2 separate regions of the Mus musculus genome follow, and region 2 is linked to region 1. Evidence: chromatin loops called from intact Hi-C (ENCODE). Cell type or tissue: heart. All regions are shown on one strand. Each heading gives the region's core, and the rest is flanking DNA. Links, peaks and the distances in the headings are about the cores only. Region 1 holds the start of Gm46963. Region 2 overlaps 1600020E01Rik (RIKEN cDNA 1600020E01 gene).

Region 1 (12,174 bases), core at 4,816-7,315:
GCTGATTACAATAGCTTTGTAGTAGCTTTCCATTTGTGATATTTCCTCCTTTCAATCTTCCTTCTCCCCTTCTCTCATTCTCTCCAACCCTTTCCTCATGTCGCTGCCACCGCTGCCACTTCACTCTGCCCTCAAAGGGGACACTGAAGAAAGCTTCGGTGTTGCTATGAAGATGGTCTTGGTTTCTTGGACCCGTGGGAGAGTCTTGGGGACACCAGAGCGCATCGTTTTAAGGATCACTGAAGTCCTCGCTGCTTTGGTCAACCTCCTGAGCCCGAGTTTTCTCTGCACACACGGGAAGAATGTGATGGTTAACTTGACTGGGCTTAGAATCACTCTGGGAACCTCTGGATGTGCCTATGAGGATATTTCCAGAGAGGCTTACCTGAAGAAGGACAACCCACCCTGTGGGCGTGGCTGTGGGCGTGGACTGACTAAGGAGGAAGGCTGAGCACTGGCATCTGCTTCTCTCTGCTTCCGGACTGAGGATGTCATGTGACCAGCTGCCTCCCACTCCTCTGCCACGCCTCTGCGGTGACAGACTGAACCCCCAAACTGTGAGCCAGGAAAAACAAACTGTCCTCCGTAAGTTACCTTTTTCAGGCATTTTCTCACACTAATGAGAAAAGAGACTCACAGGCACTCATTTCTTGCGCGCCAGGGGACACGTTAGTTCCTGAAGCTACTCTCGCAGCCCGAGCTTCCTTGGGTGTCTTCCCTTCCTCTCTGACCTCTGATTTTCTCTCACCCTTGTGGGTTGGCTTCTTTTCAGTTTCACCTTCTCGTCTCCCTGGGCTATTGTCACCTCTCTGGGCCTTTAACCATCACCCGCAGGCTGTCAGCTGCCGAGTCCTGTCTCTCTGGGCGTCTGTCTCCAAGTGCAGTTCATGGTTCCACCTGGGATGCAGAGTCCAGGTTGTCCTACTGTCTTACTGTCCTACTGTCCCGTCAGCAGGCCTAAGCTGATTCCTTCACCTCTCAAGTGCTGCCTCCCTTCCAGAATAGCTTTTCTTAGTCCCCTCATCCATTTGGCTCCGGAAGCCAGCAGCCCATGAGCCCCCTTCTAACCTGGCATCCTCAACTCTCTGGGACCTGCTCGTGCTGTCTCTGAAATGCTTCCCTGTCCCTCCCTGCTCTCCAGCAGCCCCACCACCTCAGCTCAGCCGTCACAAGTTCTCGACTTCGCCTCAGGTCTCCTGGCTGCCCGTTTCCAATCTAGACTCTACATCTTCAGTGGGAAACCACATGAGCTAAACCCTCACATTCTGTTTCTCATTAAGTGGGCACCGAGTGATTATCAAGACAGGTACTATGCTATGGAGCAGCATAGAATACACCTTGACCTCTGGCACTCAGGATGCAGCAGAAAAGGAGGGGATAACACAGGTTACTGAGAAATATCACTGAGGTGGGGGGTGAGGGGTGTTAGAAGTGCTTGGAACCCCTGAATGCATTGGCTGAGAGCTGAGCCTGGGGTGTCGGGTGTTGGCTGAGGGGATAGGCTCTCATCCGGGCTGGGTGGGTGTCAGCTGAACGGTGCGGGTGTGGTAGAGAAGGTCTTCCTGGTCAACGCTGCCATCTCATTTCCCTGCCTGGCCGTCTCCTCGCTTTGCCACCACCCATGGGACAGAGTCCACATTCCTCACGTGTTGTTCAGCCAGTGGCACCATCTACCACTCCCCAAACTTGCTTTCAGCTCCAGGCCTTTGCACATGCGGGTCCCCGTGCCCTTCCCCCGTCTTCCCCCACCCTCTATTGCCTGTCTGAGGGCTCTGAATCACCGAATGGCTCAGGGGTGGCTGCGCACACACCTGAATTCTCCCACACTTCCCTTGTGGTCAGAGTTCATCCATGTGTGGTCCCAGGTGCCGCCTAGCTGCCACACCCTCACTCCACGAGCATGTGGGTGTCCCCGGGTAAGTGTCTCTATGTGATAGTGGGCAAGGCTAAGCAGGGACCATTGAACTGTTCCCTTCCTCTTGGTCTGTGACCTTCCTTTGCCCCCTTCCACGGCAAGGCAGCGGCCATTTTTGCTGGATATTGCCCTGCCCAACAGGCATCTCAGCCCTCCCGAGAGTCCGTTGCTGGCTTCAGAATATATAATATATATAATATATATAACTATATAATATAGTTCAATCTGCCTGGTGTTGTTATGTATGTTTTCAGGGTCATTCCTATCTTTAAGAACTTTATACATAAAGTCATTCACCGGAGCACATGTCTGTAATCCCAACATTTGGGAGATTGTGAAAGAGGGAATCACAAGTTTAAGGTCAGCTTGAAATATACAGCAAGACCCCCATTTCAAAATAAAACAGTAAAAAAGTTATGTATATAAATAAATATGCATTATCTGCATAGAATACTTCTAGAATTCTCCAAGAATTATCAACAATCATCATGTCTAGAGAGAGGGGACACAGGGCTGTAGTACTAACTTCCTCCTTCATTAGTTTTGGATTGTCTACCTGAGCAGATATTTTCTGAAGGCTTTGTAGATCAGTCTGACCTCAGACTGAGAAAGAGCCGCCTCTGTCTCCCAGCCGCTGAGATTGAAGGTGTGCCCACCACACTCTGTAGCCTCAGAGTTCTGTGTTAATGAAAGAGAGAAGCTGGCCTCATCCTAGCAACATCTCTGACCCTGGAGGATTTGGAGAGAAAATACAGTGTTTACTTTTTTGTTTTTGTTTTTTGTTTTTTGTTTTTTTGAGACAGGGTTTCTCTGTACAACCCTGGCTGTCCTGGAACTCACTTTGTAGACCAGGCTGGCCTCGAACTCAGAAATCTGCCTGCCTCTGCCTCCCGAGTGCTGGGATTAAAGGCATGCGCCACCACTGCCTGGCCAGTGTTTACTTTTAAGAGCAGGATATGAATAGAACAAGCCACGGAGGTGAGTTTCAGTTTAAAAGGTAGGTGTCCTGGAAATGCTACTTTGGGGGCAGAGAGATGGCTGAGAGGGAAGAGGCACATACTGCTAACCCTGACAGCCTGCTTCCCATCCCCATGGCTCACGAGGTAAAAGCAGAGGGTCTACTCCTGGCACACACACACACGCACATGCAACGTAATATTAACTGTCAAAAAGAAATCAATTATAGCTGAGACTGGTGGTACACACCAGTAACCCTAGTACTCAGGGATGGAGGCAGGGATCATGAGTTTAAGGCCATCCTCTGCCACATAGCTAGTGTGAGGCCATTTCGGGCTACTTGAAAGCCTGTCTAAATAACGAATAAATAGGTGCGTAAGTAAATAGCCATGCATCTTTGCCCTCAGGCTGGTGGCAGGCTATGCAAGCCACACCTGTGAGCATTCACGGACAGCCCTTGGCAATCTTTTTATGTAAAGGATGGAGAGAGCCATGGGGAAAAAGTTTCCGGGCACACGAGCTAACCAGAGCCACCACCTGCCCAGTGGGAATGATCAGGCTGACAGCCATTTGTAAATTCAGATCTATCCATGGGGCCACACTGCATGGCCCCACAGCACTGCTCGGGGCTGAAGCCAGCAGAAGCGCCAGCAACAGACCACAGGGGTGAAATGGCTGTTGGGCAGGGCAATATCCATCAGAGAGGACCGCTGCCTTGGTGTGGAAGGGGGCAAAGGGTGGTCACAGACCAAGAGGAAGTTCAATGGTTATTGCTTAGTCTTGCTGGAGACTGTGCACTCTGGGACACCCACATGCTTGTGGGGTGAGGGAGTGGGAGCTAGGCATCTATATGTTGTGTGTGTATACAAACATGTAACAAGCAATGAAAAAAGAGGCCATGAATTAGAACGAGAGTAAGAGAGTGAGGAGGGGTATATGAGGGGGTTGCAGGGAGGAAAAGAAAGGGGAAATGATGTAATCAAATTATAATCTCAAAAATAAAATAAAATATGAAACATAAGTAAGTAAAAATAAAAAGAAAGGGAAAAAATACCCATGAGGGGGCAGGGGGTGTGGCCCAGTTGGTAGAGCACCTGCCTAGCATGCGTGAGACCCTGAATTCAATCCCTGTATCACATGAGCCAGGTATGATGGTGTACTTCCGTAATCCTAGCACTTGGGAGGTGGAGGCAGGGGGATGATAAGTGCAACTCATCTTTGGTTACCCAGAAATTCTGAGGTCAACCTAGGCTACACAAGACCCCACCTTAAGAAGAAAATAAATAATAATGAACAATCAATAAAAATACCAAATAAGTTCTAAGTCTACGTATACTTATCTACATATATTTTCTATTACACAATAGAAACTTTTCTCATTACTTATTAAGTAGGTCCTACTTGGCTAAGCAGATGTGGTTCAGTGCTGCCCAGCATTCCATAGGCTGAAATGCCACAGGTATTTAGCCAATCAGCATTTAAGTTTCCAGGTTTCAGCTTTAAGGACACAATGGGCATGTGACTAGCTAGCATTTGTTGAGCACAGATGACATGACTGTTGACATCTGGTAAGTCACGTACATCTTGTCCCAGCCCAATCAGGCCCTCTTATCACTCCCATTTCCCAAATGAAGGGACTGAGTCACAGGCGGTGATAATTCCCCCTGGGTCACATGTCTGGTGGTGACTGGTCACAGTACACCTTCCATGGATCCTCAACACTTGGGTTGTGCCCAGAGGCACACACCCAGCACTGCACTGGCCCAGGCAGGGTTCACTGCACAGTGCAACATGGCGAATGTATCACTTCTTGACAGGGCAGTGTGATTTTCTAACAACCCTGGGTATATGCGCCCCAGTGGTGCCAGGGCCCCAGCTCTGACTTCTCTCTAGGCTTCTACAACTGGATACACGGGTCTCTCATGCCCTCTTAGTAAGGCTGCTGGCACAGTCTGCCATGGTCTCCTGTTTCATTGGCAGTTTTGGTATCCCAAGGGTGAAGATGCCTCCACTACCACAGCCCAGTGCGCTTTTAATTATTTCTCCTGCTGGATGAGAAAAAACCCAACTTCTTGGAGAAGCGGAGCTTCTAGCTTGGTGTTCCCACTTGCAGTGCCACATTCAGCCACTAGGGGCACCGATGAGGCACGATGATCAGTATCAGAGCTGGCCAGAGGCATTTGTCAAGGATGATGGCCTCTGCATGGCTGTCATAAGACTGTCAGTGACTGTCTCCCCACCCCCAGCAGGAATCATTTAGCAATATTAGGAGACAGTTCTAAATTTTTAAAATTACATTTGTTTACTTAGTGTGTGCATGTGTGGGACATGTGCATGCCTTAGTGTGTATGTAGTCTGAGGTCTGGTAGGGTCGGTTCTCTTTTCCCATGGTGTGGGTCCCTGGGACTGAACTCAGGTTGTCCGTTTTGGTGGCAAGCTCCTTTACCTGTTGAGCCACTTCGCCAGCCCTGTCTCTACCTCCTCAGTGCCAAGAGTACAGATGTGCACCACCTGTAACAGAAATCAGAGAGCGTCTATATTGTTTTTTCTACAGAGGGTGAGTGAACACTCATCTCCAGGACTAAGGAAAACGTGAGGCTTTGCCTGTTAGATTTGAGTAGAAGACAGGTTGTGGCTCCTCCAGGGTTTCTTTGAGAACCAGCATCTAGCAGATTAGTTTAACTTGTAAGCTCATTTGATTGCTCAGGGCAGGAGGAGCTGGTGGGGCTGGCCTGTTCTGAGCATGCCATGGGTTAGATGAAGGAGTGTTTGTGGAAGGAAGCCTCCAACAGTTGAGGTGAGGGAGGCAGGAGTGGGTGTGTCTGTTGGACCAATGCCCACCGTGTATCAGAAATAAGAGGAAACACTTACTGGCTCATTACTTATGGGATGCCCTAAGACTGGCTTCCCTCCAAGAGTGGAGCAGAAACCTGTGCTCTAAACATGACTCTGTCACTCAGCAACGATAACCACGCACCCTCACAGACTAGACTGACAGGAGACCACAACACACAGCCAGCCGAAAGCCTGACCGAGAGCTGGCCGGATGCCAAAGCCATGAGGCCAGCCAGCCCAGCTTGGCCAGCCTGCAAGGGTGTGGTCTCAGAGTGAGGTGTTCTTTTTTGGGCTGTTTGCTGAGAACAGGCTCTGTTCTAGGCACTGAGGGGAGCAAACAGAAACCGAGACTTACTCAGTCTAGTGAGTGTCAGAGACAAGATTAAGCTTAAGAAGTCACCTAGCAGGGCAGGGAGGTATCTCAACTGGCAGGGTGCTTGCCTAGCCTGCCAAGGCCCTGAGTTCAATGCCCAGCAATGAAGAAAAACTAAACAGAAAATTAAAGAGCAGCAGAATACACATCCCATGTGCCCCATAGAAAGAGTGCGATGCTCAGAGCCACAGGGAACCCCCCAAAGATGGTAAGTCAGGGGTCACAATTAAGGAAATAAAACTTACACTAAGGACACTTGCCAGAACTATGTGTTGTTAGCTGAACAACTGGAGTTGAATCATCAGGCTTGGTGGCAAACCTTTACCCCTGAGCCACCTCAGTGGCCCACACTTACTTATATTCTCTCTCTTTCTTTCTTTTGTTCTTTCTTTTTCTCTTGTTTTCTTCCTTCCTCCTTCCTTCCCTCCCTCCCTCCCGACTCCCTCCCTTCTTTTCTGCCTTCCTTCCTTCAAGACAGGGTTTCACTGTGTAGCTTTGGTTGTCCTGGAACTCTCTATGTAGACTAAGCTGGCCTCGAACTCACGGAGATCGACCTGCCTCTGCCTCCTGAGTGCTGGGCTCAAAGGTGTGCACCAGGCCTGGCTCTCACACATGCTTTTACACCACAGGTCCCTGCTGCCCTGCTGTGCTGTGCTGCTTGTACTTACAGTCAGTGCACACGCCACTGTCAGGATGCTTATGTAGCACCTGTAGTATTGTCTCATTTCATTTGTGAGCTTTTTCAATGATTTATTTGTAGTGTGTGTGTGTGTGTGTGTGTGTGTGTGTGTGTGTGTAGTATGCACAGGTACCTGTGGAAGCTAGAAGAGGGTGTTGGATCTCTGGGGCTGGAGTTATAGGTGGCCACAAGCTGCCTAATGTAGGTGCTGGGAATTGAACTTGGGTCCTTTGAAAGAGCAGTGTGCACCATTGACTGCTGAGCTGTCTCTCCGGCCCCTGTCTGTGAGCTCTTTTACCTTTTTAAATTTCATGTTATGCATTCATTTTTAAGAGAGTTTGGAGTTATTTTTCAGATTAGCAATTTATTACCTTTCATGTCACCAATATTTCATCCTAGATTATTATTTGTCATTTAATTTCATTAATTGTGAAAAAGACATTCAGAAATCTAAAATGTCTGCATGACCCAGGTCATCTACGCAGGCTCTCCAAGACCCTGGGCTGGCGGTGGTTGGTAGCTGGGAGGCCAGTGGGGCAGTTGCCAGGGGTTTGGGGGGTGGGGTCATACTTTGGAGGAGCAGAGGGAAGGGGCTGCAGTGACTCAGGGGTTCTGACCTGGGAAAGGGTTAAACAGATGGAGGACGGTGGCCAGTCTGGGGACTTCAGTGAGGCACCCTGGGACTGAAAGGGTGTGGTAATCCCCTTTGAGCTGGGTGGGCACAAGCTCCCGGTGGGATAAGTAGCTGAGACGTGGCTAAGACCAAGATGGCTCCTGTCTAACTCTGGATGGCCTTTCTGTTATTGAATTATATAGTGACCCAAACTAGGTCCTAATACTTTAGTGATTGCTTTTTTTGTTTGTTTGTTTTAAGATAGCATTTCAGGTCGCCAAGGCTGGCCTGGAGGTTATAATGTAACTGAGGATGACCTTGAACTCCTGATTTTCCTGCCTCTACTTCCAAGTGCTGGGATCATAGGCAAAGGCCATGTGTGCATTTGGACTCATGCTGTGTGGTGTTGAGCTGTGAACATCAGCATCACCTGTGATTAAAATGTCTTCTTCTCCTCTGATTGGACACAGGCCTTATATCTCCACATCTCCCTGGGTTCCTTCTAGGTCTCTCTGGTTGGCCCCTGTGTTGTCTGTCCCCACAGCTGGGCCCTCTGTGTGTATTTCAGGGCTGACAGGTACCGTGGGCCTCACCACACATTTTTTTTTTTTTAAATATCGTTTCAGTTGCTCTTTGGGGATGAACTTCAGCTCAGATTGCTAAGCTGGAGTGCCAGGACCTGGGAGTGCAGGTGATCCCAGCTGGGTTCTTCGGATCCTGCCCACCAAATGCACCAACTAGGGATTGGATTTGGAGGGGTCAGACTGCCTTCCTGTGCTGAGGCCACCCTGCTCTTGGGGGAAAGCCCCTCACCATCACTGGCCTCTTGTCAGCCATTGTCACCATCATTGGCCTCCTAGTGGCTCAGTCATTGTCCCCAGCCTGAAGCTAGTCCTGCAAACCAGGCTCAGTAGTGCAGGCCTTCAATTCCAGAACTTAGAAGTAGAGGCGGGTGAATCTCTGTGAGTTTGAGGTCAGTCTGCTTACATAGTGAGTAGTGAGTTCTGGGCCAGGCATGGTGTCATAGTTAGACCCTGTCACAAAAAGAAAGGAAGGAAAGAAGCAAGGAAGAAAGGAGAGAGAGAGAGAGAGAGAGAGAGAGAGAGAGAGAGAGGGAGGAAGAAGAAGAAGAAGAAGAAGAAGAAGAAGAAGAAGAAGAAGAAGAAGAAGAAGAAGAAGAAGAGGAGGAGGAGGAGGAGGAGGAGGAGGAGGAGGAGGAGGAGGAGGAGGAGGAGGAGGAGGAAAAAGAAAAAGAAGAGGAAGAAGAAGAAGAAGAAGAAGAAGAAGAAGAAGAAGAAGAAGAAGAAGAAGAAGAAGAAGAAAGAAGAGAAGAAAGAAAAGAAGGGGAGAGGGAAGGAGGTCAGCCCTGCTGCTCAGAGGCCCTGCCACTGTCACAGACATCCCTGCTTATGTGCTCGACCGTGACCAAGCCTTCCTGTGCTGGGGTTTGACTGACTCTGTCCCTGCCTGGCCTCCTGATAGGATTTCCTGTGAGCTGGATCTGGGATCTTTTCTCTGTTTGTTCTTTAGTTGTTGTCAGAAAGCACTTCCCAGTTGCCAATACTTCACAGCTTTCTTTTAGTTTCTTTGGAAGATTCACGTTCTTTCATTCATTCTGTCTGTCTGTTTGTCAGTTTGCCTGCCTGCCTGCCTGTCTGTCTGTCTGTCTCTCTGTCTGTCACAGACAGGGTTTTAACACATAATTCTGACTAGCCTGGAACGTTCTTTTTTTTTTTTAAAGATTTATTTATTTATTTATTTATTTATTTATTTATTTATTTATTATATGTAAGTACATTGTAGCTGTCTTCAGACACTCCAGAAGAGGGAGTCAGATCTCGTGATTGGATGGTTGTGAGCCACCATGTGGTTGCTGGGATTTGAACTCCTGACCTTCGGAAGAGCAGTCGGGTGCTCTTACCCACTGAGCCATCTCACCAGCCCCAGCCTGGAACTTTCTATGTGGATCAAGCTAGCCTCGGATTCCTCTCATGAGCTGGTGGTATCAGAGGCACGAGCCACCATTCCTGGCTCCTGTGTTGGAACCCAGAGTGTCTGTCATGCTACAAAAGCTCTCTACCAACTGAGCCACATCCCCAGTCCTTGACATTTAAATTTTTTTGTTGTTGTTTTTTTTTTTCGAGACAGGGTTTCTCTGTGTAGTCCTGGCTTTCCTGGAACTCACTCTGTAGACCAGGCTGGCCTCGAACTCAGAAATTTGCCTGTCTCTGCCTCCCGAATGCTGGATTAAAGGCCTGCACCACCACGCCCGGTGACAATTAAATTTTTTAAATTATTATTTGCTATTACTATTAGTGTGTGTGTGTGTGTGTGTATGCCATAGCATGCATGTGGAGGTGAAAGGTCAGCTCTGTGTAGTGGTTTTCTCCTGCCTTTATGTGGATTCAGACTCAGTTCATGCAGCTTACATCGATGGGTAGCAAGTCTATCCACTCAACCATCTTGTCGGCCCATCCTTTTTTTTTTTTTTTTAATTTTTTAAAAAGAATATGTTTATTTTATTTTTAAGATTTATTTATTTATTTCATGTATGTGAGTACACTGTTGCTGTCTTCTGAAGAGGGCATTGGAACCCTGTTACAGATGGTTGTGAGCCACCATGTGGTTGCTGGGAATTGAACTCAGGACCTCTGGAAGAACACCCAGTGCTTTCAACCACTGAGCCATCTTTCCAGCCCCCAAAGAATACTTTAATTTTATGTGTATATGTGCTTTGCCTACATCTGTGAACCACATGTGTGCATTGCCTACAGACGTCAGAAGAGGATGTTAGATTTTCTGGGGCTGGAATTACAGATGTCTGCGAGATACCCTGTGGATGCTGGGAACTGAGCCTAGGTCCTTGGGAAGGAGGACTAGTGCTCTAACCACTGAGCAATCTCAGAGTGAGTGTGTGTGTGTGTGTGTGTGTGAGTGTGTGTGTGTGTGTGTGTGTGTGTGTGTATTCTCTGGAGGTGGTTACAGACTATTGTGAGTCACCTGACATGGGTTCTGGGAACCAAACTCAGGTCTTCCCGTGGAGTAATACACAATCTTAAGCAGTGAACCATCTCTCCAGCCCCTAAAGGGTCTTGTCTATTGAGAGCTCATGAACACGATGTCACGGGCCCTGAGAAAACCTCAGTCAGTTTTCATACAAGCGTCCACTTTATCATCTCCCATCCACGATTTCCTCTCTGAGTTACGTGGCTTTTGGGGGACAGACTCACTCCTACACTGCCATTCTTTCCTACAGTGTTGCCAAAGGTGTAGTGGGGTCTCTTTGACCCCTGCTATCCTGGATGGCTTCTGCCTCAGTTTCCAAAACTGTGAAATGGGAGCAGATGGTTGCTCCTGCCTCAGGCTTCTCAAGAAGACTCCAGGATTGGAGCTGGTAAGTTCACGAAGCATGCTAATTGTTTTGTTGTTGTTAGTAATGACTAGAGGAGGAGGCCATGACAGATGTACCAGAATTACCTGGGTCATTTATCACAAAACCCACCTGCTCAACTGGGCCAGACCCACTGAGTCAGAATGGAGACTTCACACACCTATCTAGGTCACTGTTACTCATACAAAATTAAAAACCCAAGAGCTGGAGGTGCTCACAGCAGGAAGCAGGGACATCAATGGGCGGTCCCGTCTGGGTGCAGGTGTACAGGAGGAGGCCCAGCTGGGGAGAAGGTGGCGCCCATGTGTGGGAGGGAGGGAAGGAGCCCGCTATGATTCATGGGGTGCTGACCTGGGCGAGGACTGGCAGGGGGAGGACAGGGCAGGTTGAGCTCGCAGGAAAAGGAACCCTGTGGGTGGGTGGGGATTGTGACAATCCCTTTGGGCTCTCGGTGGAGAACTGCCAGTATGTGTATCTCTAGGCCTGGGTTGGGGGACTGTGGGAGGCACAGTTCACAGATGGACAGCGTCACCAGACTGTCACTAAGAGACTGCAGAGAGCAAGCAAAGGCCATGTCTGCCAGCTTCTATCCATACAAAGCCCTGTGCCTGCTGATCCTGTCCTAGGTTCCAGAGCTTGCTCCTGTGTAACAACTCCACAATTCCAGATGATTCAACAGGAAGCTGGTCTCTAGAGTGCATGACAGGCATGTACCCCGATGACCAATGTGTGAGCTGCTAGTTGTGGAACCCTGGGCTTGTTCGTGCTAGGCAAGTACTCTGCCAACCGAGCTATACCGGCAACTCTTTATATGTTTAAAAAAAAATCAAATCCAGACCCTTGGAACCCTGACATACCTGTAGTTACAGCTGTATGCTGGACAGCACTTGCTACCAGCTCCCCTGATCCACTGTGAAGTTCAGGGTCCTCTGTGTGTGTGGGTAGACTGGGGTGGGGGATGAAGGAGAGGAGGTCCAGTTTCTGCTTTTATGATGTTGCAGCCTAGCCTGGAAAGCACGGTAGTTGGGGACAGTGCTGGGCTGGCCATCACCTGAGCGATGCCCATCTGGGAAGGCCATGGGGCGTGGAATGTAGCTTTTAAGCCATGAGCTGCTCAGGGGCATGATCAACATGATCTTAGGGTGGTATTCTCTGAGGGTGGCTGAACTTGTGTCCCAAACATGTCCCAGAGAAGCATTTAGGACAAGCTGGGCTGGCTGGGCAGGTCCCCAGGAGCAGTCTTACACGAGGGCCTCCTGTGGGCTTAAGGCCCACAGCCTCCATCCCAGGTTTCGGGTCTACCTATCTTCTGAAGCTGCCCACAGGCCTATCTGTGCGCCACACTGTACTGGGTGGTGGTAAAACACCTTGTCCTGAGTCATGATGGTGTCACAGTCATCCCACTTTACAG
Region 2 (12,174 bases), core at 4,413-6,912, 55 kb before region 1:
ACTAGACTGGCCTTAAATTTATATACCTCTTTCTCATGAGTGATGGGATTAAAGGCATGTGCCACTATGCCTGTTGAAGTGATGTCACTCTCTGGTCTTCACATTCAAGAGCACACGCTCGGGCTGGAGAGATGGCTCAACAATTGAGACCAGTTCTGCTCTAGTAGTCATGGCTGCTTATGTACTTGCTGTTGCAGTGTTGAGTCTCTCAGAGTGTCAGATTCTATGCCTATGGCAAATGATACTACTCTTGTGAGGATTAAATGATGACTATATAAATTCTGATAACAGGAAAATAAAAAGAGGAAGAGGATAGAAATTATATGAGTGTTAGAAAATATATATCTCTGGTTTTGGAAAAATTGTAAGAATGTAAGTAAGTATAAGTATATATTATGAGAGTTAACAAAAAGGCTTGTTGGTGTATTTGTTTTGAGGCTAACTGGGTCTCACTTAGCCTAGGCTGGCATTAGATAGCTAAAGAACACCATAGATGCCTGATCCTCTTGCATCAACCTTCCAAGTGCTTTGTACCACCATATCCAGTTTACTATATTTTGTTTTTAAAACTTTTTTTTTGAGACATGGTTTCTCGTTGTAGCCCTGGCTGTCCTGGAACTCACTCTGTAGACCAGGCTGGCCTCAAACTCAGAAATTCACCTGCCTCTGCCTCCCAAGTGCTAGGATTAAAGGTGTGTACCACCACTGCCTGGCTGTTTTTAAATGTTTATTTTTATGTGTATGCATACATATGTGCCATATAGTACACATGGTGCCACAGGATTTGTGGAGGTCAGAGCATAACTTGTAGGAATAGTTTATATCCATCTACCATGTGGGTCCTAGGAGTCAAGCTCCGTGGTCAGTCTTCACAGCAAGTGCTTTTATGTACTGGGCTATCTGAATGGCCTCAGTTTTTCAAAACAGTTGGTTGTGTAATCTAGATTGCCTTGAAGGTTCCATCTTTTGCCTTAGTTTCCTGAGTGCTGAGTTACCTATGCTTCAACATGCCTACCTGGTGCCTCCCCTTCCCCCCTCTGTCTCTGTGTGTGTGTTTGTGTGTGTATGCCCATGAGATGGGGTGGGAGGGGTGTGTGTGCATGTGTGCATGGAGTATGTGCACCTGTGCATATGTGTATACAGACTAGAGGAAGGCTTTCCTTATCTTCTTTTATCATTCTCTACCATATTTCTTTGTGACAATGTCTCTTCCTGAACCTGTAGCTCTTTTTAGCTAGGATGGCAGTCACCTAGCACCAGTGAGATCTTCCTATCTCTTTCCTGCAAAGTCAGGATTTACAGGTCTTTATCCTTGTTACACAGGGACTGGGATCTAAGCTCAGGTCCTCCTACTTACATAGCAGTTCTGAACCACTCAACCATTTTCCAGTTCCTGGACTAGATATTTTTAATAAATACTTTCCTTTCTCTGTATGCTAGTAAACCTTTATAGTGAAAATGAAGAAATGGAAGTACTAGAATCAAATCCAAACTGCTCAGGGAGCTGACATCCAGGTAGGTATCCTGGTTAATTTTTATTGTCAATTTGACACAAACTAGAATCCTCTGGGATGAGGGTACCTCAGTTATCTCAGTTGAAGAATTGCCTCAGTCAGATTAGCCTGTGTCTGTGAGAGAGTGTCTTAATTGATGGGAAAGGGCTCTGCCCAGTATGGACAGAGGTGGGCCTAAGCTGTATAAGAAAACTAGGTGAGGGCTGGAGAGATGCCTTATTGGTTAAGAGCACAGTGGCTCCTCTTCTAGAGATCTTGAGTTCAATTCCCAGCAACTACATGGTGGCTCATAACCATTTATACTGGGATCTTGATGCCCTCTTCTGGCCCGCAGGTGTATATGCAGGTACAGGACTCAAGAAAAGGAAAGAAAACTAGCATGAATAAGTGAATGAGTACGTACATTCCTCTATAGTGTCTTCTTTAGCTCTTGCTTGAGTGTCTGCCCTGAATTCCCCTAAATGATGGACCATGACCTGGAAGTAGAAGTTTAATAAACTCTTTCCACCTATGTTTGGTCACAGCAACAGAAGATCAAACTATTCCTTTCCTTTAGTGAGGGTGTGATCAGAATGACAGGTGTAATGCTAGCTTTTGTCACAGAAATGTTGACCAGACCCTGTGCTGAGCACTTTATGGAGTTGCTCTTGTTGGTACTTGGAGAGGCGGAGTAGGTGAAGACATGGAAGGTGTGGGGGGCACACAGGCGCTGGTAGCAGGTCTCTTAAACAGACAGTTCAACGTTACCAGTAACTGTGGGGCCTTGGGCAGTTCTATAGAATGAATTACATGGCCAGGTACAGTGCTTGACATAGTATTTAATAAATAGGATGTACTTCCCAAATGTCTGTCATAATTACAGTGTAGTTCTTAACAGACCAATAAGTATAGCCCAGAGAAAGGTAAATCCATTTGTATATGTCACACAGCATACAGAGGATGGACTGAAGTTTGTCCTAGACAGTTAGACGTAAGAGCTTTTGCTGTTAACCATTCTGCTGTATCACTTTTTTTTTTTTTTTTTTTTGGTTTTTCAAGACAGGGTTTCTCTATGTAGCCCTGGCTGTCCTGGAACTCACTCTGTAGACCAGGCTGGCCTCGAACTTAGAAATCCGCCTGCCTCTGCCTCCCAAGTGCTGGGATTAAAGGCGTGTGCCACCACGCCCGGCTTTGCTGTATCACTTTTGAGGATGTGAGAGACTATACCATAGAGCTGTATCTTGCTGAATTTAATGAGTCTGCTGTTTCGAATGTGCATGGGTTCTGTCCTCCTGACCCTCCTGTATGATTTTAAGCATCTTGCTCTGCCTGTGTCTCTGTTCTGAGCAGGTTCTTCTCAAGATGTAAAGAAAAATGAAAGGGTGCTTGGTGTGCGTGGTGACTGAAGGGCTGGGTGTTCCTGAACCAGAAGCAGGCACTGAGTAAGACCTGTATCTTAGTGTTATAGTGTTCTTTAGACTAGAAGTAGGACCTCGTCTCTTGTTATGTTTACCATTGTTGTTCTTTTTTTTCTCGAGACAGGGTTTTCTGTGTAGTTCTGGCTGTCCTGGAACTCACTCTGTAGACTAGGCTGCCCTCGAACTCAGAAATCCGCCTGCCTCTGCCTCCTAAGTGCTGGGATTAAAGGCGTCATTGTTGTTGTTCTTATGTACCTCTTAGGCATGTGTGTGTGTGCGCGCGCGCGCGCGCGCGTGTGTGCACATGGAGGCCAGAAGTAGGTGTTGGGTCCCCCTAGAGATGGGTTGTAGGCAGTTGTGAGTCACCCATGTGGCTGCTGGAACTGAACTCAGATCCTCTAGAAGAACAAGTCCCTTTAACCACTGAGCGTCATCTCTTCAGCTTTTAGGCTGTTCAGATGAAGCTAGTAATGTTGAGAAGCAATCAGTATGCACAGAGAACTCTGATGTGGATTTCACATGCATTTGTCTTATTTAATCCATAAACCTGTGAGTAGTCACTCTTGTTTTATAGTGTGTGAAGAGGGTTAGGAGGCTCACTACAGCCACATAGTTAGTAGTGATAGATCTGGGATTTGAGCAAAGTAGTCTGGCTCCAGAGTCCCTGCTCTTAGCCTCTGTACCCTGCTGCCCTATGCACGTGTATAGGTGTACACGTGCAGTGCTGGTTGAATACCCCACATCTGACTGAGATACTAAGGACTAAAAATATTTTTTATTTCTTACTTTTTTTCAACATTTGCAAGGTTTCTTTTCTTTCTCCACTCTCCCCACTTCCTTTCTTTCAACCAGTTTAGCATCCCCTAATCCAAAAAACTCAGAAAGTATGTTGCATACTTCTGTGGTATAGGAGGCAGTAAGGGACTGGAAAGATGGCTCAGTGGGTTAAAAACACCGTTTTTCTTTTCCTGAAAAATGGGAAGATTTTGGTCACTAGGAATAAAAACCTACAACAACTGTGCTCGACTTTGTCCCAACTTACACCTAGGACTTCACTTTTAGCCTTCTTGCTCTTATGTAGTAAACAAAGTGCTGGGTTTAGAGGGTCTCTGAGGTCCTTTTGAATGCTGACTAAGCATTAATAGGAGGGTAGCACTACTTAGCACCTGGGATTGGAGCAAGACACTTGTAAAGTCAAAGGCGGTCTGATGTTTCAAGGCATTGGAGATGCCAACTTTCAGAACAAAGAATGAGCACCCTATGAGCAAGGCAGCTCTGGCTCTTTTTTGAGGCTTATTGCCAAGGGAGCTCAGACTCTGGTCAGTAACAGCCAGGGACACTTTGGCTGAGGTTTCAGTAAGGACAAGTAAAGCAAGCACGTCCCCACCCCCTTCCTTTTCTTGTCTTTTCAAACTGTTGGTCTTATATCCTTCTGTGTGTGCAGCACTGTTTTAAGTACTTGACTAATATCCTATATATCTTTATAGTAAACTTAGGAGAGTAGTGATGCTAAGTAACATCTGCAGATAACAAAGCTGAGGAAGGCAGAGTTCAATAATGTGTTCACATTTGCTCAGATGGTAGTGTCCCATCTGTGCCCCTAGCCGCTGGGTTATATTGTTTGGGGGACCTGAATAAAGCAGGAGAGAGAGAGTCTTCAGTGTTGTCAGTGACTTTTAAGTTCAGGATGATGATATTTTAGAGTCGAAAGAACCTTGGAAGTGTTTAAATGGTTTCCTTTCCTGACTGCTGTCCTTTACAGAGTTTCCACTTTCCCCTGACAGATGCCTGCCTGGTTCTGTTCCAGGCTTCTACTGAGGGCAGAGGGCATTACTTTACTACCTCCCCAACTCATTTTTATTTTGAGATGGTTTAGCTCTGTAGCTCAAGCTAGCTTGGAATTCCTGGTCCTTCTGCCTCAGCCTCCCTAGTACTGGGAATATAGGCATGTATCATCATGTCTGATTTATTTCCTTATAATATTTTTCTCATTGGCAAAATATTTCTCTTTTTTTTTTTGAGACATGGTTGGTTCTGCTGCCTAGACTCTACAGTCTTGTCTTAGCTACTAAGTACATGGGATCACTGTGACGTCAGGCTCTGTTTTTTGTTTTGACTTGAAATTTAGTTGAGATGTCTCATTAGTTTTAGGCTAGCCTGGAAGCCCACAGTATTAGTTCATCTTTCACAGGCAGCTTTAGCTCTCTCACCTCTAAGAACTTTGCAGCCACAGCTAAACAAATGTGTGTCACTTCTTATCATTATTTAAGTGCAAAGCCTTTTCCACCGTGGAGAATGAATCTTAGGGTATGAAGTCCTCAGCTTGGAAAATGAATGGAGGTGGAGCCTCTTCCATCTCACAGAAGCTGGGGGATTGTAGTGAAGACTCTGCTGTGGGTTTGAGAAAGTCACAAAATGGCTGGAAGTTACTTGGGCTCTTGGCAAACTGCATTTACTTCACTACGCCACTAGGTGATGAGCAACTCAAAGACCTGGGCAGCAGGGACTGCCGTTTAATGGCTGTCTGAAGTCACAGGTATCTTCACTGAAAGATGTTAAGGATGCTGAGATGTACTCCTTATATGCGTTGTCATTCTTGGCGTCTAGCTTTAAATACTAACTTGAAAATTTCTTTGAGTGGTTTTCATAGGAGAGGGCCAAGAGTGTAAATTAACACTTAAATGGAGGGCTGGCAAAGTAGCTTAGAGAGGGATCCATGGGCCTTAGAGGGTGGCAGGAGAACCAACTCCCACAGACTGTCTTTTGATACATGGCATAGCACACCCCCCCAATAAATAATAAATTTTAGGAACTGGGGGTAGGGACCAGGAGTGGGGGGTGACAGTGATTGGGATATAAAGTGAGTAAATACATTAATGGAAAAATACATTTTAAAAAATAATATTTAAACTAAAAAGCAGAAAGCAAGTGAATTTCTGGAGGACAATGTGATGTTTTCACATATTGTGTATACTTGTGTTCAAATTGGGTTGAATAGCACAATCTCCTCAGACATTAATCTTTTCTTTGTAGTGTGAAAAATTTCAAACTCTTCTAGCTTCTAGAATATAGGGCATATTATCACTCTTTGTAGTCTTTCTATTTATATAATATAGCCCAAACTGTATTCCTTTATAAAAATTTTTATTTATTTATTATATGTGAGAACACTGTAGCTGTCTTCAGATACACCAAAAGACGGCATCTGAACTCATTACAGATGGTTGTGAGTCACCATGTGGTTGCTGGGATTTGAACTCAGGACTTCTGGAAGAGCGGTCAGTGCTCTTAACTGCTGAGCCATCTTTCCAGCCCCCAAAACTGTATTCCTAATTGTAACCTCTCCACCTCTCATTTCTTTCTCTCTCTGGCTGCAGACCACCATTTCATTCTTGCTGTTATGAGGTTATTGTTTCTTACTTCCATGTGTGGGGAGACTGTACAGTGCCTTTACTCTCATCCTAGCTTGTATCATTTAATGTAATGATCCCCTGTTGCAGTCATGCTCTTGCAAATGACAGATTTAAAACCTTTTTTTGGGGGGGTTTTGTTTTGTTTTGTTTTGAGACAGGGTTTCTCTGTATAGCCCTGGCTGTCCTGGAACTCACTCTGTAGACCAGGCTGGCCTCGAACTCAGAAATCCGCCTGCCTCTGCCTCCCGAGTGCTGGGATTAAAGGCGTGCGCCACCACGCCCGGCTAAAACCGTTTTTTTTTTTTTTTAATTGACTGAAAAGTATTCTGTAGTATAGTTTACATTTTCTTCCTTGTTCCCCCTCTGACTGTTCCACTTTCTTTCCTTTTCTCCTTTTAAAAACAATGTTGTTTCTTTCTCTTTGAGCTGGGGATAGGACCCAGGTCCTCATGGATGCTAGGTAAGCATTCCACCAGAGAGCCCTGGCTTGCAGTATGCAGTTGCTGTCAGTGCTGTAGTGAACATGGGCTATTGATGTCTTTTTCTTTGTGTGTGTCTATCTTTTGGTCTGCACAGAGTCTTCCTTATGTAATCTGACCTCAGAGCTTACATCTTTCTGCTTTAGCCTGCTAAGTATTGGGATTATCTGCATATCTCACCATACTTGGGCCCTGTGTGAGTAGTGTCTTCACCGCGTTCAGTATTCTTTACTATTGATCACAGTCTATAGAGTAGCTTTCTGGCGTCTGGGTTCCTAGTGATGCAGCATGTGCCAGTGGCCTAAACTGGCCCTTCCTCAGTCCTTTGTAAGCAGCAGCCTATTATGGCTAGGAGCTTGTGAATTTTATTTATGCCTTGAATTTTTTCATAGAGTGGTAAGGTATGCCTTAAAAAAAAACAGATTTATTTTATGTATGTAAATACACTGTCCCTGTCTTTCAACACACCAGAAGAGGGCATCAGATTCCATTACAGATGATTGTGAGCTGGGAATTGAACTCAGGACCTCTGGGGGAACAGTCAGTGCTCTTAACCACTGAGCCATCTCTTCAGCCCTGAGGTGTGCTTTTTTAAAAAGTAGCCTTGAATTAAGAACTTAAAACTTTTCTTGGTACAGATGTTTCCCAGTCTTCTTATGTTACGGGTGAGGAAACTGAAACTGAACCCAGAAAAGTGCAGTGACATGTCTTGAGTCACAGCTAGCCACAGTGGAACCTCAGGCATATAACCCAACTCCTGCTGAGCTGTCCTCTGGTATTGTCACTTCACAGCAAATGGTCACTAGGAATAAACTGAAAAGTTTTTACTGAGACAGGAATTTTGCCACCCATTAATGGGGAATCAGGAAGAGGTAGTAATAACTCTTTATACTCAAAATGTGGCCCATTTGAAGGATTCTGGATCCCTTTGCCCTGATGTCCCAGTTATTGGATCCTCCCTGTAATTCTCAAACTCAATAAATCCAGAAAGTTGCTTCAGCTTTGGAGAAAAGAGTTATTGAGTAGACTGGAGTGGGATAAGTGTGTTTATGCCCTGCTGTAAATAGTTGACAACCTAATCAGCTGCCAGAGCTTGGAGACAGACACTGTAAACCGTGTCTTATCAGTGGTCTAGTTTCTGTTTGCGTTCCAGCTGGGGACTCTTCTGATGGGAACCACCTGTTCCTGGTCTTTGCGCGCTTTGGATTTCCCCAGTCCTTCAGTCCTTTCAGTTTTGAAATGAAACCTGCTCTCCTGGCTAAGGTCAGGTCCAAGAGGACTTTGACAGTTCACACCGACTTGTTTTTTCTTAGAGCCAGCTGGTAAGTGAGCCTGTGGTTTGAGAAGTGGTAGTGAATCAGCTGTTGGGTAAGGACTGAGCAGTGTCATTGCTTTGGGTAACCAGGAAAACAACCAAGTATGTTTGCTCAGGAAGCTGAAAGTTAAGAGTGCAGTCGCCAGAGGGCTGCACAACCGCAGCCTTGCTTTCCAGAGGAGGACGTCTCCCACCCCCAACACCCTACCCCAGGTTTAGCTACTGTAGCCAGCCCAGACTCGCCTTGAATTCCTGATTTTCCTGCCTCAGCCTTTAGTATTAGGATTACAGGTGTATACCATCATGCTTTATTACAAAAAAGGTGTTTGGGGTTTTTTGTCTTTCTTTCTTTCTTTCTTTCTTTCTTTCTTTCTTTCTTTCTTTCTTTCTCTCTTTCTTTCTTTCTTCCCTTCCTTCGTTCCTTCGTTCGTTCGTTCCTTCCTTCCTTCCTTCCTTCCTTCCTTCCTTCCTTCCTTTCTTCCTTCCTTTCCTTCCTTCCTTTCTTTCCTTCCTTCCTTTCTTTCCTTTCTTTCCTCTGTAGCTGTCTTCAGACACACCAGAAGAGGGCATCTGATTTCATTACAGATGGTTGTGAGCCACCATGTGGTTGCTGGGAATTGAACTCAGAAACTCTGGAAAAGCAGTCAATGTTCTTAACCACTGAGCTATCTCTCCAGCTTCTTGTTTTTTTTTATTGTTTTTGAGACAGGGTTTCTCTGCAGACCAGGCTAGCCTCCAATTCACAGAGATCCACCTCCCTCCTGAGTGCTGGGATTAAAGGCATGTGCCACCATCACCTGGCTACTGCAAAAGGTTTTATCTCAGCTTCTTGTCTCCCCATAATACCTCCTCACCTCCTTTCTGTCTGAGTCTCTGGCCTCTCTCTGCTGCTTTGCTGTCCTTGCCCTTCACCATAAACGTCTCACCAGGACATAACTCTTCATTTAACTCTGTCTAGTGAGACTGGCTCACCCCATGACCTCACTAGGTTGCCCCAGGCTCATTTCTTAGCAGCATAGAACCATCCTCCCTTTAGGATTTCTGCTGGAACAATGGCAGCTGCTTTTGTTCTGCATGCTGGCATGTCTTCCTTTGTCTTCCACATTCAGTGGTCCCAGTTAAAGATCCAAGACAAGCCTGGGCACAGAGGTTCAGGAGAAAGTATGGCATTGGGAGGCTATGTTAATATGTTCAGATGTGGGCAGGTGCAAAGCCATATTTAACCATGAAGGCCATGTTGGGTGAGAGGGTAGCCTTGTTCCCTGGCTCATTCTCTTTGGGGACAGAGTGTAGCTCAGTGGTGAAGCACTTGATCCCTAGCACCACAAACACCAGGATGATTGGTAGTTAGTAATTTATATGGAATGTAGCAATTTCTGACTCCTTCTCTTATTCCTGTTCCCTGGAGAGAATGTGTCCTTGGAATGTGTAAACCCAGAAAACACTTAAAAGTTATTTTATGTCTTTAAAGTTTATCTCCACAAATGACATGTTATATACCATTCTGATACTTTGTCTCAAGAATGGGCCTTTAGCCACTATTGTGGAGTACATTTTTTTTAAAGATTTATTTATTTACTTAACATGAGTACACTGTGGCTGTCTTCAGACACACCAGAAGAGGGCATCAGATCTCAGTACAGATGGCTGTGAGCCACCATGTGGTTGCTGGGAATTGAACTCAGGACCCCTGGAAGAGAATTCAGGTGCTCTTAACCACTGAGCCATCTCTCCAGCCCTGTGGAGTACATTTTTTTGTCCAAGCACTCAGGAAGGTAGAGACAGGGAGATCTGTAAGTTCAAGGCCTGTCTGATCTATATCGTAGCAAGCTTCAGGTTAGACTCTGTCTCAAAAACAAAACGAAATAAAACAACAAAAATTGGGCCTTGGCAGTATCCCATGTTAGTAAATAGTCATTTCATTCTTTGTGGCCACTGTGTAGCATTTCATAAAATGGATAGTGCTGTGTTTTATTTAGCTACTTTCCTATTGAGAGACAAGAAAGTGTTTCTCTGTTCTAGATGATGCTCACTGTGATTTAAATGTTGGCTTTCTCTTCTGAGTTTATTGATCTCAGCCTTCAGCCAGCTTCAGTTACCACCTACACGTGGGTGATTTACAGTCTCCAGTTGTTCACAGGGAGAACTTAATGGTGGTTATTGTGTCTCTCTGTCTCTCTCTGTTTCTCTTTCTGTCTCTGTCTCTGTCTCTGTCTCTCTCTCTCTGTTTTCAGTGCTGGGGATTGAATTTAGGTGCTCACACATGCTAGGCAAGTGCTCTATCGCTGAACTGCATCACCAGCCCAGGTATCTTGCATTCATAGTAAGCACAGTGCGCTCCTTCTCTGGTACCCCATCCTCTGATATGGAAGCCCAGCAGCAACTAGACATGCTGTCTTCCCCTTCCTGGTCTGATCACTAGGCACGCACTGGAACTGACCTTCAGTAGTCTAGACATTTGCCTTCTTTGTTGCCCCTGCCTTATGCCTTGGTTTTCTAATTCCTTAGGTTAAATGCTGTTTAAAATGCTTATAGTGGTCAGGGAGCACTGAGTGATGTGTGCTGGTGCAGTCACCTCTAGTTGGCTCCGTCTGTGCATCCAGTCTTCTTTTGTTTTCAGACAGGGTCTCACTGTGCAGTCCTGGCTGGCCCTGGACTTCCTAAGTAGATTAGGCCACAGAGATTTGCTTGTCTCTACTTTCCACATGCTGGGATTAGAGAGTTGTGTGCTATTGTGTTGTCTGGATTTTTCTTTGTTACTTTTTAGAAAAAAGGTTGTCCTGTCCATTCTGTCCCTTTTGCTGTACCCATGGTGACTGCATCAGCCTGAGAAGACTGTGATGTTACGTCTCTGCTTGAGATGTTAGGGGACTGGAGATGGCTCAGCAGTTAAGAGCTTTGGCTGTGGCTTGGGAGAAAACAAGGCTTGAAGAGGAGCAGGCGAGGCTGAGTCAGTGACTCCAGAGTAAGTGCTGAGCCCTAGAGGATTCTGAGGGAGTCAGAGCTGCTTATTCGCCGCTTGGGACAGGCAGAGAGTCTGACGTGACAAAACGTGACAAAGAGTCAGGATGGGAGTATTCCTTAAAATTGGGAAATTTCCAGATGGTGGGGGTACTTAATCCCAGCACTCAGGAGGCAGAGGCAGGCAGATCTCTCCGAGCTGGAGGCCAGCCTGGTCTTCAGAACAAGTTCTAGGATAGGTAGGGCTACACAGAGAAACTGTCTCAAGAAAAGGAAAAAAAAGAATATTGTATTTGAAACAGTAACCAGGGGTCTAGAGACATGGCTCATTAGTGAAGTGCTTGCTCAGTGCTCTTACAGAGGAAGGACATGAGTTTGGTTCCCTGCATCTACTCCTAGCAGCTCATAAGCACTTGGATGCTAGCTCTAGGCTTTCATGGACTCCCACACCAGCTTGTGCACACACTTACTTACATAGACACAGAATTAAAGAAGAAATCATTAGAAATTGTAATAAATTCTACTAGTGAACAGAGGGGAAGGATGACTATTGGAACTTTGCAGTAGAGGTGGCGCCATATTTCCACAGTTGAAGAGCATATGTCTTACACATATGGAGTGGCACATGCAGCTGCTGTGAGGATAGAAAAGCTGCAACTTCTAAGAAGTGTGGGCCCTATGGAGAATGTAAATGTTACAGGAATCTTGAGGAAGGGAAACAGACTCAAAATATCAGTAATTAAGCTGGTCTTACTAAATAGCTTTTTTGGTGCCTCAAGGGGAATCGGTGTTTAAGAAATACCAAGTTCACAACCAAAAGGGGCTTACTGAGTGGAGGAGACTGAACTAGCTTATACCTTGTGCTTAAAGACATATAAAGTAAAAGAGCATTGGCTGCTCTTGCACCAGACCTGGGTTCTGTGATCAGCACCCACATGGTGGCTCATAACCACTTGTAACTCTAATTCCAGGGGATCTGGTGCCCTCTTCTATGGCCATTGCAAGTGTGTGGTACACTGACATACATGTAAATACTCATACATATAAAATAAGAATATAAGGCAAGTATGCTAGTGGTGGGGGCAAACACCTTTA

Evidence for each region. Peaks named below come from ENCODE experiments on the same cell type or tissue, not always from the same donor. Only the 100,000 strongest peaks of a DNase experiment are listed, where the experiment ranks them.
Region 2: it touches region 1 in a loop (2.5-fold over the local background); 11 of 42 quality-filtered maps call a loop at or near these places.

What each region holds. Positions count from the first base shown.
Region 1 is chr6:86,594,380-86,606,553 of GRCm38, forward strand. It overlaps Gm46963, which reads left to right and starts at 10,042. Exons shown (of 4, transcript XM_017321863.1): 1 at 10,042-10,766. The coding sequence starts at 10,482. In heart, for the core only: no CTCF peak of the experiment used is centred there; DNase peaks (open chromatin) are centred at 5,012 and 5,902; H3K27ac peaks cover 1,157 bases.
Region 2 is chr6:86,540,032-86,552,205 of GRCm38, forward strand. All of the region lies in intron 3 of 1600020E01Rik (RIKEN cDNA 1600020E01 gene), which reads left to right. Among named protein-coding and RNA genes, the nearest start is that of Gm38676, 17 kb to the left of the region's middle. In heart, for the core only: a CTCF peak has its summit at 5,381; no DNase peak of the experiment used is centred there.